Regions from separate parts of the Homo sapiens genome. Here region 2 is linked to region 1. Evidence: read pairs that join two places in POLR2A ChIA-PET (ENCODE). Cell type or tissue: A673. All regions are shown on one strand. Each heading gives the region's core, and the rest is flanking DNA. Links, peaks and the distances in the headings are about the cores only.

Region 1 (8,345 bases), core at 257-8,256:
AATGTAAAGCATTGATTGGAGCACACACAAAAGTTAGGAAATATGCTGCTTGGCAACTGAGTAAAAGTAAATATATAGTCTCTTAAACTTCCAAAAAAGTATACAATAGTACAGGATGGGTTCTATTCACAAGCTTTCTGTCTGTAACGTAAAAGATATCACTATCTAAAAATAAAATCAGAATGATGAATTTCAGTGACAACAATAAAAGTTTTGGGACCGTGAGAGTTGTTCATCTAATTGAGGGCACTGCCTTTTCTTGTCCTCAGGTATAGGATATTGCTCCATTTTAAGCCATTGAGGGAGAAGGGCTTTGTATTTAAATTGCAAGCTAATAAATAGTCTTTTTCTCATTAACACACATGACCTTTATGATATGTGCTCTCATGCATACTGGCCCAATTTCTCAGTCTCTGTTAATGATGTTTGGAACCTCTGTTTAACATGAATTATTTTCTACCTGAATCCCTGTAAATTCACGATAGGTGTTAATTGTAGTGATCTGCTTGTCCTGTTCAGGAAAGAAAAATATCAAAATGAACCCTACTTGTTGCACTTTTTCTGATTACTTCAATATGTGTATAAAATGATACTATTTATGAAAGTTATGCAGGCAGCTTTGTAATACTTCTGATATTATGATATTATATATAATACATGGGTTTCTTACTTCAAATTAAGCTCTTTTCTATTCTTTCTTTCTTTCTTTCTTTCTTTCTTTTTTTTTTTTTTTTTTGAGACAGAGTCTCACCCTGTTGCCCAGGCTGGAGCACAGTGGCGCGATCTTGGCTCACTGCAACCTCTACCACCTGGGTTCAAGCTATTCTTGTGCCTCAGCCTCCTGAGTAGCTGGGATTACAGGCATGTGCCACCACACCCAGCTAATTTTTGTGTTTTTAGTAGAGATGAGGTTTCACCATGTTGGCCAGGCTGGTCTCGCACTCCCGATCTCAGGTCATCTGCCTACCTTGGCCTCCTAAAGTGGTGGTATTAGAGGCATGAGCCACCGTGCCTGACCCTGTGTTCAGATTTTCATGTATGCAAAATTGAATACTGATCTTTAGGCACAGTGGCTCATGCCTGCAATCCTAGCACTTTGGGAGGCTAAGACAGGAGGATCTCTTGAGGCCAAGAGTTCGATACCAGCCTGGGCAACATAGTGAGACCCTGTCTCTACAAAAACAAAATTAAAAATTAGCCAGGCATGGTGGTGCACACCTGTAGCCCTAGCTTTTTGGGAGCCTGAGGCAGGAGGATCACTTTAGCCCAGCATTTTGAGACCAGCCTGGACTACATAGTGAGACCATTTCTTAAACAAACAAACAAACGAATGAACATCTCTAGCTCCTGGTTAAATATGATTGATTGAGCACGTGTGTTCATCTGTCCTCATTGAAATGTCACTAAAATGCCAATGAGGAATAAAAACCCCCATAAACCCACAATGATACAGAGGATGGGAAGGATACTATAGTAGACCAGAGATGTTTGCAGATTTATAATTCTATAGACAGTTTGGGAATAAATTATTGTAGGTAGATAGAAAATTAAGCAACCTAAAAAAAGATAAAGCTAAGGCAGTGATTATCTGTAGGGAATACAAAATTATACAAAAAAAAAAGAAAGAAATGTAACCCTGGCATACTATGTGGCTCAGGTCTAATAATTTATAATAATGTATATATTAATGTTGATTTAACAAAAAATTGTGATAAAATTATAATTTGAGGAAAGATTGGGAGGGGAAATGTGGAGGGGTTTAAGGGAGCTAAATTCACATTCTTTGTAGTATTATTTCAAAGGAATTAAATTGTATCAAAGACTTTAAAAGTAAACATTAGTATTATAAGTATGGAATTTGGTGGTAACACCAGAAAAAAAAAATCTGAGTTAATTTTATTGATTCTCTTTTGCTTTCTCCATCCCCAGTCACCCCAGAGCCTACAGACACTAATGCATAGGGTAGAGACGATTGCAGCTGGAAGATCTGAGTGCTAGTCCTGACTCTTTCACCAACTAGCCATTCATTTTTCAATTTAAAAAGTCATATTATTTCATAATTCTTAAACCACTTCATCACCCAAGTTCTGTACTATGTCTCATAGATATTTTCCTCTATTATAAGCAGAGTATGTAAGAAGAAACTATTTCCAGCAGCTCTCTCAAATGTATTAATTTCTTATTTGCTTTGTCACTCAGTCATTTACCTAAGTGGCTTTAGAATTACTCTTTCAGTGGAAGAATAGACTATTTTTCTTCTTAAATGGCCGAACAGTCTTAATAACTTGGGGGATAGCATGGAATTACATTTGCATGAATGAAGAGCAATAGTTTCTTTGGTTGGGGCAGATGGAAATATTTTCAGTTCTACATCCTGTGACATTTGTGAGAAGTTCAGATATTTCCAAAATTGCAAAAAGCCATCTGGCCAAAATGGCTTGGCCCTGTTAACTTATTTAGCCCTTCCCAATTACATTTCTTAGCTTTCTCATGTCTTACGTTCTCAGTTTTTACAAAGTTTATTCAACAGTGAATATGATAGTAAATGATGCATAGTGTTTTGAAAGGCACCCAGCTATTACATTGAATTTTATTTAGGTTTCAGAACCCTGTAGATTGAATGGGCATGCAGAAAATATCCAGTATTGATGCACCTGGGCTCAGGAAGACATGATCTTGTCCAAAGGTTCATATTAGCCAGGTCATTGCTACTTCATGTCATATCTGCCTTTGCCAACCAGTTTTTTGTTGTTATTGTTGTTTTACAGGGCAGTAAAGAGCAGCTGATAATAGACACAAGCCAACATTTAATGAAGTCAAGTAAGCTAATACTTAAAGTAGACAGAAGGCTTTGTCCTCTGAAATCCCCCCTGAGTCTTGGTCTCCCTCTTTCCTTCTTGCCCCAACTCTGTCTTTTCTCTGTCTCTTTTTTCTTCCCTTGCCTTTTAGTTCTTATGTCTCACTGTTTTTAGTTGGTTTCCTTAATTTGAGTCTCTCTTCTTTCTTTTCTGATCTTTATTTTCAGTCCTGTTCATTGAACTCCAAGAAAATAACATATGTAGGAAATGTAATTCTAACTGTGGTTTAGTAGATGAGACCATGGAAGGCTAGGAGGTAACTGTAGAATTAAAAATTAGAGTTTCAGTTTTTGAAGAGTGTTGCCAACAGCACAGGCAATCTTGTCAGAGAAAGAATTATCCTAGTTTTTCCTTTTGCTGGGAAATTGTGAGTTGAACCAGATTTCCAGCAAGCAAAATACATTTTAATAGGTATTCTCTTTTCCTAGCTCAAAATAGTTTTTTTTATTTAGAGGAAAATGTATTTTGTTTCTACTTGAGGAATTTGAGGTTTATTGCTATTTTTATAAAGTGAATAGACACTATTTTATGTGTCTTCTGTTACAAAAAGAACAACTTTCTAGATGGGAGAGATGATTAACTTGCATATCAGGGTTAGGCTAATTACTACTATCTGTAATTTTCCCAAAATATATCTGGAAGCTGCTTAATTGCTATAGCATTTTTAAAAAATCTCTTTCCTTTCTCATAGTTTTTCCCACCATAGATAATTCTCAATTATTTCAGGGAAGTTGCCTATCTTTGTATCCCCTGAAGCTTCTAACATTTTAGTTTCTTAGTAAATACTTGTTGAACAAAAAGAAATACCAATCTAGTCCAGTCTCTGGCAGTAAATACTTGTTGAACAAAAAGAAATACCAACCTAGTCCAGTCTCTGGCCCTTGTTACCTGTTTTTTGTAGTTTGTTACCTGTTCATAGAATCATTTAGGATTTTTGCTTCTGGGTAATAGTGCCACTGTAATTCCCAGAGCTTTAAAATGGTGTCTTAATTTAGATCTTTTGTTAGCTCCGTTCCAAAATTTCTTCCTCATTGTACAATGTAAATAGGGCAAAGATAAAAAAATCCAGGCTTATTCCTTTTTTTTGGTGAAATACTAGATATCAAATGGATATCACATTCATTTATTTGTTCATTATTCTCACAATAGCCAAATCGAATCTTAAATAAAGGGATCAATAGAGATGATTTAAAAGATCATGTCAACTGAAAAACATTTAGCAGTATGGCATTTTCTCCTATAGTTGTGGTCTTTGAATACATCATAATTTTCAATATTTTCCCTTCCTAGAAAATAAATACAGGCAATCTCTGTTGCCTTAAAGGGTTTTACAAGTAAGTTTTATTACTTGAGGGTGCAGAAATGCCAAGCTATTCCAGGCAAGTGACCAAATAATGTCTGGGACTCTTTTTCTGGCAAAACAACTAACTATCTTTTCAGGTTCATGAGAACCAAATAGGACTTCAGCTGATTTTTTTTCTTTTAAAATAGAATTATCTATTGGCAGGACCTTATCTCTAATCTTTTTCTAGCTTTCTGTTTTCTTGTAGGACTATTTTGATTTATTGTGAGCCATTTTGCAGGGTTTTATTTACAAGTTTTACCTAACTTGGAACAAGAAATAACATTTGTTTGTTTGCAGATGCCTAGTACAATGTAAAATAGCATAAGCGGTTATATAAGAAACAATGAATTATATTGCCTATGTAATACAAAGTAGCTACCACAACTAAAGAGAAAGACAAGCTACTTCCTTCTTACTTTGATCTTATGGCCCCTGGAGTTAATTTGGGGCAGGAAATGCCAGTGCTGGAGGGCTGCCACGTCATTGGACAAAGTGAGAGCTTTTGGTTATTTTCTTTATGAGCTGTCACCCTAGTTTTGCTAGTGCTGAAGTGACAATAGCAGAAGAAAAGCTTTAGCTAAAGGGACCTTGTTTTTTTCCAGTGGAACAAAAACATCAAGATTACTCTAGGCAATATGACATTATTCACATTCACTAAATCTTTTGAAAAGAATGAATGGAGTACCTTTTTGTATTTTAAAGTAGGTTTATACAAAGGTGTAGCACAAGGCTGGTCACGGTGGCTCAGGCCTGTAATCCCAGCCTTTTGGGAGGCCTAGGGGAGCAGATAGCTTTGAGCTCAGGAGCTCGAGACCAGCCTGCGCAACATGGGGAAACCCCATTTGTACAAAAAAAACCCCACAAAAATTAGCTGGGTGTGGTGGCTCATGCCAGTAATCCCAGCTCCTCAGGAAGCTGAGGCTGGAGGATCACTTGAGCCTGGGAAGCAGAGGTTGCAGGGAGCTGAGATCATGTCACTGTACTCCAGGCTGGGAAACAGAGTGAGACCCTGTCTAAAAACAAAAAACCAAAACCAAAAGTTGTAGCATATACATCTGTACTTTAACTGAATGAGATTTTTAAAGTATAATTTCTTAAATCATTCATATTAAAGTTCTCATAAAAATCCAAGACTAGTTTCTGTTCTCCTTTGTTAGAGCTGTTGAAATACCACTTAGTTTTTAGAAATGGACTGCTTCTGACTGTGCTTTTATCATTCAGAGCATTGAAGTAGTAATTTAATATTTTTATTCCTCAAATCAAATTATTTTTTTCCTATCTTTGCTCTGCTTCTTGGCTTATCAAGCTTGATTATTATATTTGCCTTTTCTTATTTTGAGCAATGTGGTCTGAGTGTATGAAATAGAAAAAAATGATCTTACTAAGTAGATAAAACAATATGGTGGTGTTTTTGCATAATGGAAAAATTGTGAATTCTGGCTTAACGTATTTTTTTTGACATGATTAGGAAATGGTGAAATGAATAATTACCAACTAACACTGATTAAAATTCTTTACTTCCAATGGAAAATACCATTTTTATAAGGTATCCAGATGGCTCTTCCAGCATGCTTATTATTATAAATTGAATATAGAATGAGTCTTCTCGTAAATAAAGCGTACTTTATTTCTGTTATACCACTATAAATGCTATCAAATAGCTGAGGTGGAGGAAATTTACCACATTTCCACCAAACCTTATTGCCACTAGAAAGTGAACTAACCCACCATATTTTTGCAGCATTTCAACATGACGAAGACTATATATCGTTAGCCTCTAGATTTATGCATTTCTGTTTGTTTGTAGTGAGATTCTTAATTCTGTGCTGTTATGATAATAACAGCAAGCTAACCACCTTTCAACAGCAAGCTAACCACCTTTCAACCTTTCAATTTGTTTAACATGGAGAACAAATCCCTGTCACTACCACCTGTAAAAACTTGCTAGTGATGTTCCTTAAAGTTCGTTACCTGAAATTTCTTACTGATAATATAAAATATGGTTGCTGAAAGAATCTTTCTCATAGAGGTTAAATGAGTTTATATGTCTGTTCATGCTTAGCATTTCCTAAGTGCTGGTGATGATGATATTGATGATGCTGTTAGCCACATCATTTGGGATCAAGTAGAATTATCTTTGTCCGTTTACAGCTGGCTTTGCTTCCATTTGAAAATAGTGCAGGAATTTGGTTAATACTACTCCAGAGATTAGAGATTAGCACACCTGGAGGACTGCATCCAATTTCTGGTACTATATTTTAAGAGAGACTTTAATGACTTGAATCATATCCAGAGAAGAGTGACCTGAATTGCTTTAAGGACATGGGTTTCTTCAGTATGGAACAAACAAAACTTAGAGAAAGGCTAGCATAATCAATAACTTGCAGGGCTGCCCTATGGGATGTAGATTAGATTCATTTTTTTTTATTTCTAAAATAGAATTGGTTAAGATTAGAAAGAAACAAATATCTCAGGCTACCATGAGATGGAAAAATCTATTTACTCCTAGGACTTTTAAAAAATGTAATAGGGTGGCTGGGCGCAGTGGCTCACGCCTGCAATCCCAACACTTTGGGAGGCCAAGGCGGGTGGATCATGAGGTCAGAAGTTCAAGACTAGCCTGGCCAAGATGGTGAAACCCTGTCTCTACTAAAAATACAAAAATTAGCCGGGCATGGTGGCGGGTGCCTGTAATCCCAGCTACTTGGGAGGCTGAGGCAGAGAATTGCATGAACCCAGGAGGCCGAGGTTGCAGTGAGCTGAGATCATGCCACTGCACTCCAGCCTGGGCAACAGAGCAAGACTCCGTCTCAAAAAAAAAAAAAATTGTAGGGTGACATATAAGCAACTGACCTACTATTTACTATATAATGGTAATGTCTGTCAGTCACATCATTGGGAGGTTTGAGGGCTGTAGGAGGATAACAGGATGGGCACTGAAGCCATCTTTTATTCTGAGATAAGAGGTCTTTGATGATACCTTGAAAGTGTGGGCAGCTCTAGTCTGGATTAAGAGTGAAATAGTGGAGTCAAGAGATAATATTATAAAGTTTGTCAAAGGCAGAATGACAGGCTTTTGTAATAGTGTATTTGGGAGACAGGGAGAATATGAGGCCTTCTTTTTTGTATGTTCTTGATTTTGTATAATAAGCATATGTTAATTCTGCAATAAAATATACTAAGTTATTAACATGTAAAAATTATTTCATATTTGAAATGGTGTATTTTAAAATAATAATGTGGCATCATGATGGTAATGTTGGGATTTCAAGTCAAGAACTTTGGAAGAGGTTTAATATTAAAATTATTTTCTGAAGCCAGAGTATTTAAAGATCACAGGGTTAGCTTTTCCCAATACAGTAAAAATCTTTATTGATAAGGCCCATCACTTCTAAGAAAGACACAGCTCTGTCACAGTGCTCACTTTGGAGGAATGGAAAGACTCAGTGGGATTGCAGATTTGTCTGAAAATATTTTTATTCAGTTTCTCCTTCCTTATGACCAATAATTCATCAAGGTAGGTTAGCATGGATAATAAATTAAATCCCAGGCATAATATGTATGAGTATGTCTTATATCTTAAAAAGTACTTTATAGATATGTAATCAGTAGAGTGTTATAATATCCTCATATTTGATTTTAGTTTCAAAATCAGGGGCCATTGGTCTCATAGATATTATGGTGTTTTATATCTTCTGGTTTCAGTAAAGCTAAAACTGGATTCATTTTTTTCCAGAATGAGATGACAGTTTGTGCCGAATTACTTACATGTTCTACCTGATATTCTGAGTATTCACACTGAAACAATTGGCCTGAGTAGTATAGCCTAGTATTGGGGTAGAATTTCCTTATCAATAAAATGAAAATTACTCTGTTAAATATATTTAGTAAATATTTTGTTTAAGAGGCTACCTGGCCCTTTTCTATTATTGATACCATAGTGAAATGGAACGGACACATCTGCTGTGGTGAGATGGAGTCCTCTCCACTAAATTAGGAGCTAGCATCAGGATATTAAAGAGGTCTTTTTAGAGTATATTCAGGTATGAGTATTTTAAATGTCACAGGAAGGTGGATGTGATGTGCTTTTATCCTATTTATTTTTTGTTTAGAATTTTCTCTTTGGTTTCAGGCGAAAATCT
Region 2 (8,345 bases), core at 113-8,112, 150 kb after region 1:
TTTTAAGGACCGATAGCATTATTGATGCATTATTATTATACCTATTTCTTTGTTAATATTTATGAACTACATACTTTATGCCTAGTATGCTTGAAATTGGTATCAAATCTAGTTATGTTATGCAAATCTAGTTATTTAGCATGTTATTTAATGTTAAATAAGTAGTTTGGTATTTAAGTTACTGAAACCATAGGAAATATTTACTTTAGTAAGCATGTTGCCAAAATCTGTAGCTATTGCAATTTCTAATTAATAAATATTTATTAAATGTTTGTTATATATAATGCATTACGCTGGGGGGCACAGAAAATGTAGAGCACTACAAGATTTTTTATACCTTCAACGGACTTATAATCTCTCAGAGAAGTAAAGAAATGTACATATAATTGTAGCATGTATTATAATTGATGCAATGAAAAACATGAAATACGGTCAAGGTTTAAATAAAAATACAACTGTCAGGTACAAGCAGTTTCTTTTTAAAGAGAGGATGCTTAAGAAAAGTCTTGGCCAATGGATATGATATGATTGGCAAAATTGAGTAGCCTTTTCCAGGCAGAGGAAACATCCTAAGTGAAAGCAAAGAGGAGAGCATGATCTAAATTTGGAGTCGAGTAGGTCAACCAGGTGCAGAAGGTAAGCCTGAAGAGTAATATTGTCAGGGGTGGACGGTTATTGTGGAAACCATGTGTGCCAGAAGAAGGTGTTTTTAAGTATTTTGATTCATAGATAATAGGAAGTCATTGTAGTAGTAGTAGTAATAGTAACCACTGTGGGGTTACTACTATTATGGTTGTGAGAGCTGTATATTTCCTAAGCAATTAGCAGAGTCTACTAGTAGTGTGTCTTTCAAAAAGTAGATTAGTTAGTTGGTCTGGGTCTGGAGACAATTGCTATACCCTTCAGAAGGAGGGCCAGCATGGCCCTATGGAACTAGGTTTCCCATTTAGAAAAGGCCTGAAATGAGGGTTTTTAATGTTACCATGGAGTGACAAAGACACACTGACCAGATTAAAAAAATGATGGCGTTTTGCTCCTATTACTAGACCACACCACCGTTAGTAAATTGTAAAATATTCATTATGATGATAATAAATTCTAATTATTTTATGAATGGTGGAATTATATTGCATTGCATTTTTTCAATGTTGAACATGTTAATCGGTTAAATATAAACATTTAGAGTAAGCCACGCTATACGTAGTCCTGTTTTGACCTTCTTCATTTTTTAACATGGTGGGAGCCTCAAGAAACGAAGTGACATGGGCCATTTTTGACCTCAGAGATGCTTTGTCAAGGCTATAATATTTTCTTGTATGTTCAGAGCATTATCATTTATTAATCTTCTGTAGACTTTGCATTGATCATCCTAAATGATGTGGTTTGAAATACCAGTACTATGTAAACAGCTCATAGGATTTGTGCTAATCCAGTGTAACTCATGAAATTTACTTTTAATTATGAAACACACATTTTCATATTATTGCATGAAAATTAGAAAAGTTTTCTTTCCAAGAGAGGACAAAGAAAGGGCATTAAAATGTGCTATTAATAAAAGGTGCCAATATGAATATGAGGTTTATTCTTGGCCAGCAACACTTCAGATTTTGCCATTGTTGAGGGTTTATAGCCCAGGACAGTACAGTTAGGTCTAATGGGTCTAACTTTCTGTATCACACAATTGGAAAACCAAGATAGATTTTTAAGTAAGAAATGGTGTTCCCAGGTTTGTGTTTTAAAAGCCAATCCTGGTGTAAGTTAACTTAAAGTAGATTGGCACTGGCATTAGGGAGCCTGGTTAGGAGGCTTACACAGCAACCCAGCTACCAGATAATGAAGGGTTGGATTTGGAAAGTGACAAAGAAAAGGAGAGTTTCTGAGGCAAAAATCAAAACCAGTCAGTCTGACCCCAGTGCCTATGATATTTCTACAATTTCAGCTTCCTCATGAAAAAGAAGTATGGCAAGGGCTCTATCCTCTTGGTACTTATAATCTGGTTAGGGTATAACTAAAATAATTAAGATTAAACATTTAGAAGAATGGTGCTATCTCTGAGTACAGCAGGGGTGATAAATGTTGGTATAAAAATGTGTCCTTCTGTGATCTAAAATGTGGCCCATTTAGATTTCCTATAAATCTATTAGAATATTTAAGTTTGAATCTTTGGCTAGGATTATTTGTGAAGGCAACAGCCATGCATTTTAAGATTTTCTTAAATTCACAAAGATAGTTATTTAAATGATACTTAATGTTTTCATGCTATTGGGAGGAAATTATAAATTTATTTATAGTTACAAAGCATTAAGGATATTGTCACAGTATGTATATAATTAAATTCCTTATTTGTGTGGCTATGTAGTCATATATATTTATTTGAATCATTGATTTATACATCCTTATTTGCTGTTGCTGCTTTGTGCTTTTATTCTGATCCATACACAGAAAATAATGTATGGGCTTTTATTGAGCAAATCTCTTGATGGAAAGTAATTCCTGATGCATCAATCAACAGAGAATTGGTGGGACAAAATAGCATCGGTTTTTGTTTACATAGCTTAATAGTAAATACTCAGAATTTTTTTCTTTATTGAAATTATTAAATAAAAAATATATTCCAATAAAAGTAGGTGTTATTAACTTTTTCCCTGCCAACATTTCTTTTAAAAGGTTTTTTCTAATGTTTTAAAAAACATTTGCCCATCAGATATGTGAGGGAAAGAGATAAAGTACATATTTTTAATTTTGTTTTTATCTTTTATTGTAAAACAGCTTTAAAATTTTGTCATTGGTGTATATTTAGTTATATATTAATATTTTTATTTAGAAATATTTTATTATAAGTACAATAAATATTTATTTTCAAAAACGAGAATTGCCCATAAAAATAGAAAATTAACCTATACTACCAATACTCAAATATAGCCACCAGAATAACTTTTTTTTTTTTTTTTTTTTGGGAGACAGAGTCTTCTTCTGTTGCCCAGGCTGGAGTGCTCACTACATCCTTGACCTCCTAGGCTCACCTGATCCTCCCACCTCAGCCTCCCGAGTTGCTGGGACCACCAGTGTATGCCACTGCACCCAGCTAATTTTCATTTTTAAAAAATTTTTTTGTAGAAGTGGGATCTTGTCATGTTGCCCAGGCTGGTCTCATACTTCTGGGCTTAAGGGATCCTCCCACTTCGGTCTCCTAAAATGTTGAGATTATAGGCATGAGTCACCACAGCTGGCCAGAAATAACATCTTTTTTTTTGAGACAGTTTCACTCTTGTTGCCCAGGCTGGAGTGCAATGGCACGATCTTGGCTCACCGCAATCTCTGCCACCCAGTTTCAAGCGATTCTCCTGTCTCAACCTCTCTAGTAGCTGGGATTACAGGCATGTGCCACGACACCCGGCTAATTTTGTATTTTTAGCAGAGATGAGGTTTCTCCATGTTGGTCAGGCTGGTGTCAAACTCCCAGCCTCAGGTGATCTGCCGCCTCGGTCCCCCAAAGTGCTGGCATTACAGACATGAGCCACCGCACCTGGCAAAAGAACATATTAATGTCTATCTTTCCAGACTTTTTCTCCCAGAGGATCATTTTTATAGTTTTTATAAAAATGAGATTATATTGAACATACTATATTTATGTGTCTTAAATATAATATGATAATCCTTCCAAATTATCAGATATTATTCTACAACATCATGTTTTTTGAATACATACTATTCCTTTTTAGGAATACAATAATTCACTTAACTCCTCCCTTATTTGTAATGTTTGGATTATTTTTAATCTTTTCAAAAATAGTTCCTTTTATTTTTTAATGGCACACGCAAATAGAATCTGGGCATGTATATAGACCAGGTTTTTTTTGCTGCCTTACTGTGCTTTGTGACATACTGCTATGACCTCATTTTTACCTCTTTTTCCCTGTACACATGTAGCAAAGGTTGCTATCCATTTACTAGAGTCGGTGCTTTCCTTTTCTTCCTGTGCATCAACTAGACCACATTTCACAGCTTCTCTTGCAGTTACTGTGGCCACATCACAATATTCTAGCCAAAGAAATGTGACTAGAAGTCATATGCACCAATTATAGATCTGTTTCCAAGATATTTCCCATGCTTGAACCTCTACTATCTGTTTCTTTCCTACTGACTGGGATGGAGGCAACTCCTAGGCTAACCTTGGAAGCTGTGTGTTGATGATGGAAGAGCCATTGACAACCCAGCTCCTGCATAATAGAGTAAAGCTGCCTTGCCCCTATGGCTGCTACCAAACTGAAGCACTTTGGACTGTTATTTGAGCTATAAGTGAACTTTGATTGGATTTGAGCTATTGTGCATTTTTAGTGCACTTTGTTAGAGCAGTTAGTTTAGGCTGCTTTATCATATAACCCTAAATCTTACCTCCTTAATCTTCTAAATACTGAGAATTAAGGCTCTACTTTGTTCTCCATAGTCAGCTTCCCATACTATTTAGTTACCTTTTTCCTTTCTCCATTTGTTTTTCTAACATTCTCTCTTTCACTGATCTAGAACTAAGCTGTTAAAAATTGATAACGGGATAATGAGCCATCCCTCAAGGGTATTTTTATTTTAGTAGACTATTTGGGGGAGATTCAAGACCTTAAGCTGAGACAGTAACAAATGCAATTTTAATTAATATTTTTAAATGAATGTAATGGTTCTTAACTAAATCATAGAGCCATGTTGCCCATACCATCTATGATATGTTAACAGGTTTTAGGCCAAAAAGATATTCTGTTCTTAAAGACATTTCGACACCTGCACACTGTACCCATCTGTTGGCAGTGTACAGTTCATATGAGCATATGAAAGGCTGTGAGAAACATTGCAGTAAATAAACCCATCTCCTTTCTCTATCCTAGTGTTTCCAAAGTTTAATTTCCCATAGAAGCCTTCTTAAGGTTCTACCATTAACATCTTGGAAAACTAGCATTCCTAAAACTAGTGTTCCCTGGAACGCAGTTTGGGAAATGCTATCCCAGAATATTAGAATCCAAGGAAACTTTGACATACTTGACTGAGAAAAACAAATGAGAAGGACCATTTTAAATTTTGCCTGTAGTTCAAAAGAGATAAGTGGTTCTGATTCAAATAAAGTTGTCATTGCATTTTCAGAAACAGGTTTACTGAGTGGAATGCAGTGCCTTGCCAATAGCTGTCAACTCTGATTACCCTTTCCCCTGTCAAGAGTTTAAAAATAACAAGAACACTTGCATTTGTGAGAATTCAACTATTATTTTCTTCCTTGACATCTTTATAAGTATTATATATTATTTAATTCAGTCAGGTAATTAGTTCAACCTGCTTCTTTCTTGAATTTTAAGTTAGTACCTGTCCATATACTATAGGTAAATAGAAAAGTGATGAATTCTTGAAATTGGCATTTATTCTAAGTTTATCCTGTCTATCCACTAGATTGATATATATTTTTCCTACTCTACTATTGTCCATCAGTAAAGAATTTTTTACTATTTCGGTGAGAGTTAACTGGATATTCTAATCATAACATTATATAGGACTTTATCTTACCTCAGGAAAATAGGTGACCCAAGAAGAAAAATATTTAAAAGATAAAATATGTGGAGCCCTATAGCCAATGTTTGGGGTGTTTGGGTGTTTTCTTGAAGTAGAGATTTTTTTTTTTTTTTTTACTAACTAAGAAGATATATTTCAATCCACCCTAGTGATAGTGTCACAACACTGGAGGGGTGTTAAAGATCTTGTTTTACAAATAAGCCAGCTGAGGCCAAGAGAAGCTATGAGATTTGACCAACAATCAAAACTAAATTTCCCAACTCTGGAGTTTGTATTCTCTCCTCCATTTTATGCTGTTTCTCATTTATCTTTTAAAAATTCTGTTAGCTGGAAGAAGCTTCACACCAGGGATAATAGGTGACAAGCTCTAAGGCAAGATTCGTAAGAGACCTGGGAAGCCTCAAAACTGAGATTATTTTCCCCACAACCTGTCCTGTTTGATACAGTAGAGATAGACTCCTTCATATCTTTAAGATTTTTCCATTTTTAATGGCCTCTTTAAAAAAGGTAAATATGCCTGGAGGAATCTCTCCTAAACTCATGCTGAGTTAAAATTTTATCTCAGATTAGCTGATCAAATTGGTTTCTAACCACGAGAGCTGAGAACAACACCCTAGGTGAGGAGGGGGCATCATGGGCCAGGGGTAGGAAGTTGGTGTAACAGGGTCCTAGAACTTTGCCTAACCAAGTGTAACCAGGAAAAGCTCAAACTTTGTTTTTTTTTTAAGCTCAGCATATTTTAAATGAAATTAATTCTGAGCAGATAGATGGAATCATTGATACTGTATGACAGAAGTTAGAGCCAGGTGGCAACAACTTGGATTTGCCAACGCACATCTATGTTGAAAGCTTAAATTTCCCTCAAAGAGTTAATAAACTAATAAGCTAATTTTATCTGATATTGCCTTTCACTTAGTATGATAGCTGGTTATACTTGGAATAATTTTCTTTTATTTTGTATTCCTAGTGAGCTTCCTATGTTTGCTCAAGTTTGTAAGCTGTATTCTTATTAAATTATCATTACGTTGGTAAATGTGATTAGTTGCTTTTTGTTTTCACTTTTAAAACTTGCATTCTAATGTAATTCTTCTCCTTTGGGGATAGTATTGTTTTCATTTTTATTAATGACATTCAATTTCTGTCAATGGATATCAAATAAAATACAACTTTGTCGGCTTTGAGAAAAAGTACTTTCTGATTTTGATGCTCTAACTCAGTTGAGGGGGAAAACTGAAGAACTTCAGTATTTTCATGTTGTAAATGTTTTATTATTTCATTCTTAACAAATATGGAGTTTATTTCTATAAAAATTAAAACATTCACACACTTTTAAAAGTAGTTTTAAACTTGACTAACATACTTTATTTATATTGTCATGGTAATATCATCAACTATAACTATGTTAAACAAAGAAAACTTGAATAGTGAAACTCTGCATCTTTGTTCCTGATTTGTGACACCAACTTACTATTTTTTAAGAACTTTTCAAATAATGTTTCTTAAATTTCATAGCAATAATCCTCATGATTTGTTGTAATATAGATTCTTGATCCTTAGAGGTCTGAGGAAGGGCCAAAGAGTCTGCATTTTTAACAAGCAAGTTACAGAAAACAATTTGAGAAAACTGGCCTATATTAGTTTTCCATTGCTGCTGTAATAAATTACTACAGACTTAGTGACTTAAAACAACAAATGTTTATTATGTTATAGTTCTGTAGTTCAGAGGTCCAACAAAGGTCTCAGTGGGCTAAATTAAAGTGTCAGTAAGGTTGAGTTCCTTTCTGGAGGCTCTAGGGGAGAATTTGTTTTCTTGCCTTTTCTAACTCCTTGCCTGCTTTTTGTAGTTCATGGTCTCCCTCTTCCATCTTCAAAGTTGGCAACAAAACATCTCTCTAACACTGTGTTGCCATCTCATCTTTTTCTCTGACTCTTTTTTTTCTGCCACCTCTTTCCCCTTTTAAAGACCCTGTGATTACATTGAGCCCACCTGAATAATTGAATTATCTCTGTATTTTAAAATAGGGACCCAAAGGTCCATTGATTAGCAAACTTAATTTCCCTTTGCTATGAAAGCTCACGTATTTACAGGTTCTGGGGATTTGGATGTGGCCATCTTTGAAGGGCCATTATTTTGCCTGCCATACTAGCTTTACAAATTTAAGATGCACGATCATACTTGAAAATATTATTGATTTTTGTTTCCTAAGTGTTTTTACTAAAATTAGGTTAAGCCCCGACTAAGAAGAAAATATTAGAAGTCTTTTATCAACAAAATATTTTTATTAAAATAAGCCTAAACATTGACTATTACCACGAATTTTTAACAAGATAAAATATCACTAGTAAAAGATTTAAAGAAATATGAATACCTAAGTCAAATTATTACTATGTTTTTCAAATTTAGTCCCTATTACAACTCTGCTTAGTACTGGTTTTACCTCTTATGCAACGTAAATTATTAGCTCTTGTGTAGTATATTCACACTTCTAGTGTTTTGAGACTGAATCTAAAGCACTGTATTTAAAATATTCATGTATTTCATTTGATAATACTAAATATTTTCGTGAATTTGATCTAGAAACTGTGGGAGTCTGCTTTTACAGATTTCCTGTCTCCTTTAAAAATCTAGGTGGTTTTTTTTTTTTGGTGATAAGTAACATACCACTCAACTAGCTTAAGCAAACAGTGAATATTTAAAATTAATCTGATATCTGACGTGACCCATTTTTGTCTCTGTTTCTTTCTAAACCAGATTTCATTGTGTCAGAGTATATGGGACCATATATGACTAACCC

Evidence for each region. Peaks named below come from ENCODE experiments on the same cell type or tissue, not always from the same donor. Only the 100,000 strongest peaks of a DNase experiment are listed, where the experiment ranks them.
Region 2: POLR2A ChIA-PET joins it to region 1 with 6 read pairs; 2 of 35 experiments call an interaction of 5 or more read pairs at or near these places.

What each region holds. Positions count from the first base shown.
Region 1 is chr7:111,134,717-111,143,061 of GRCh38, reverse strand. The region is part of intron 3 of IMMP2L (inner mitochondrial membrane peptidase subunit 2); the gene reads left to right. Among named protein-coding and RNA genes, the nearest start is that of LRRN3, 48 kb to the right of the region's middle. RefSeq lists a silencer at 7,063-7,263. In A673, for the core only: no CTCF peak of the experiment used is centred there; a DNase peak (open chromatin) is centred at 4,671; H3K4me3 peaks cover 957 bases; H3K27ac peaks cover 1,638 bases.
Region 2 is chr7:110,984,142-110,992,486 of GRCh38, reverse strand. The region is part of intron 3 of IMMP2L (inner mitochondrial membrane peptidase subunit 2); the gene reads left to right. Among named protein-coding and RNA genes, the nearest start is that of LRRN3, 100 kb to the left of the region's middle. In A673, for the core only: no CTCF peak of the experiment used is centred there; no DNase peak of the experiment used is centred there.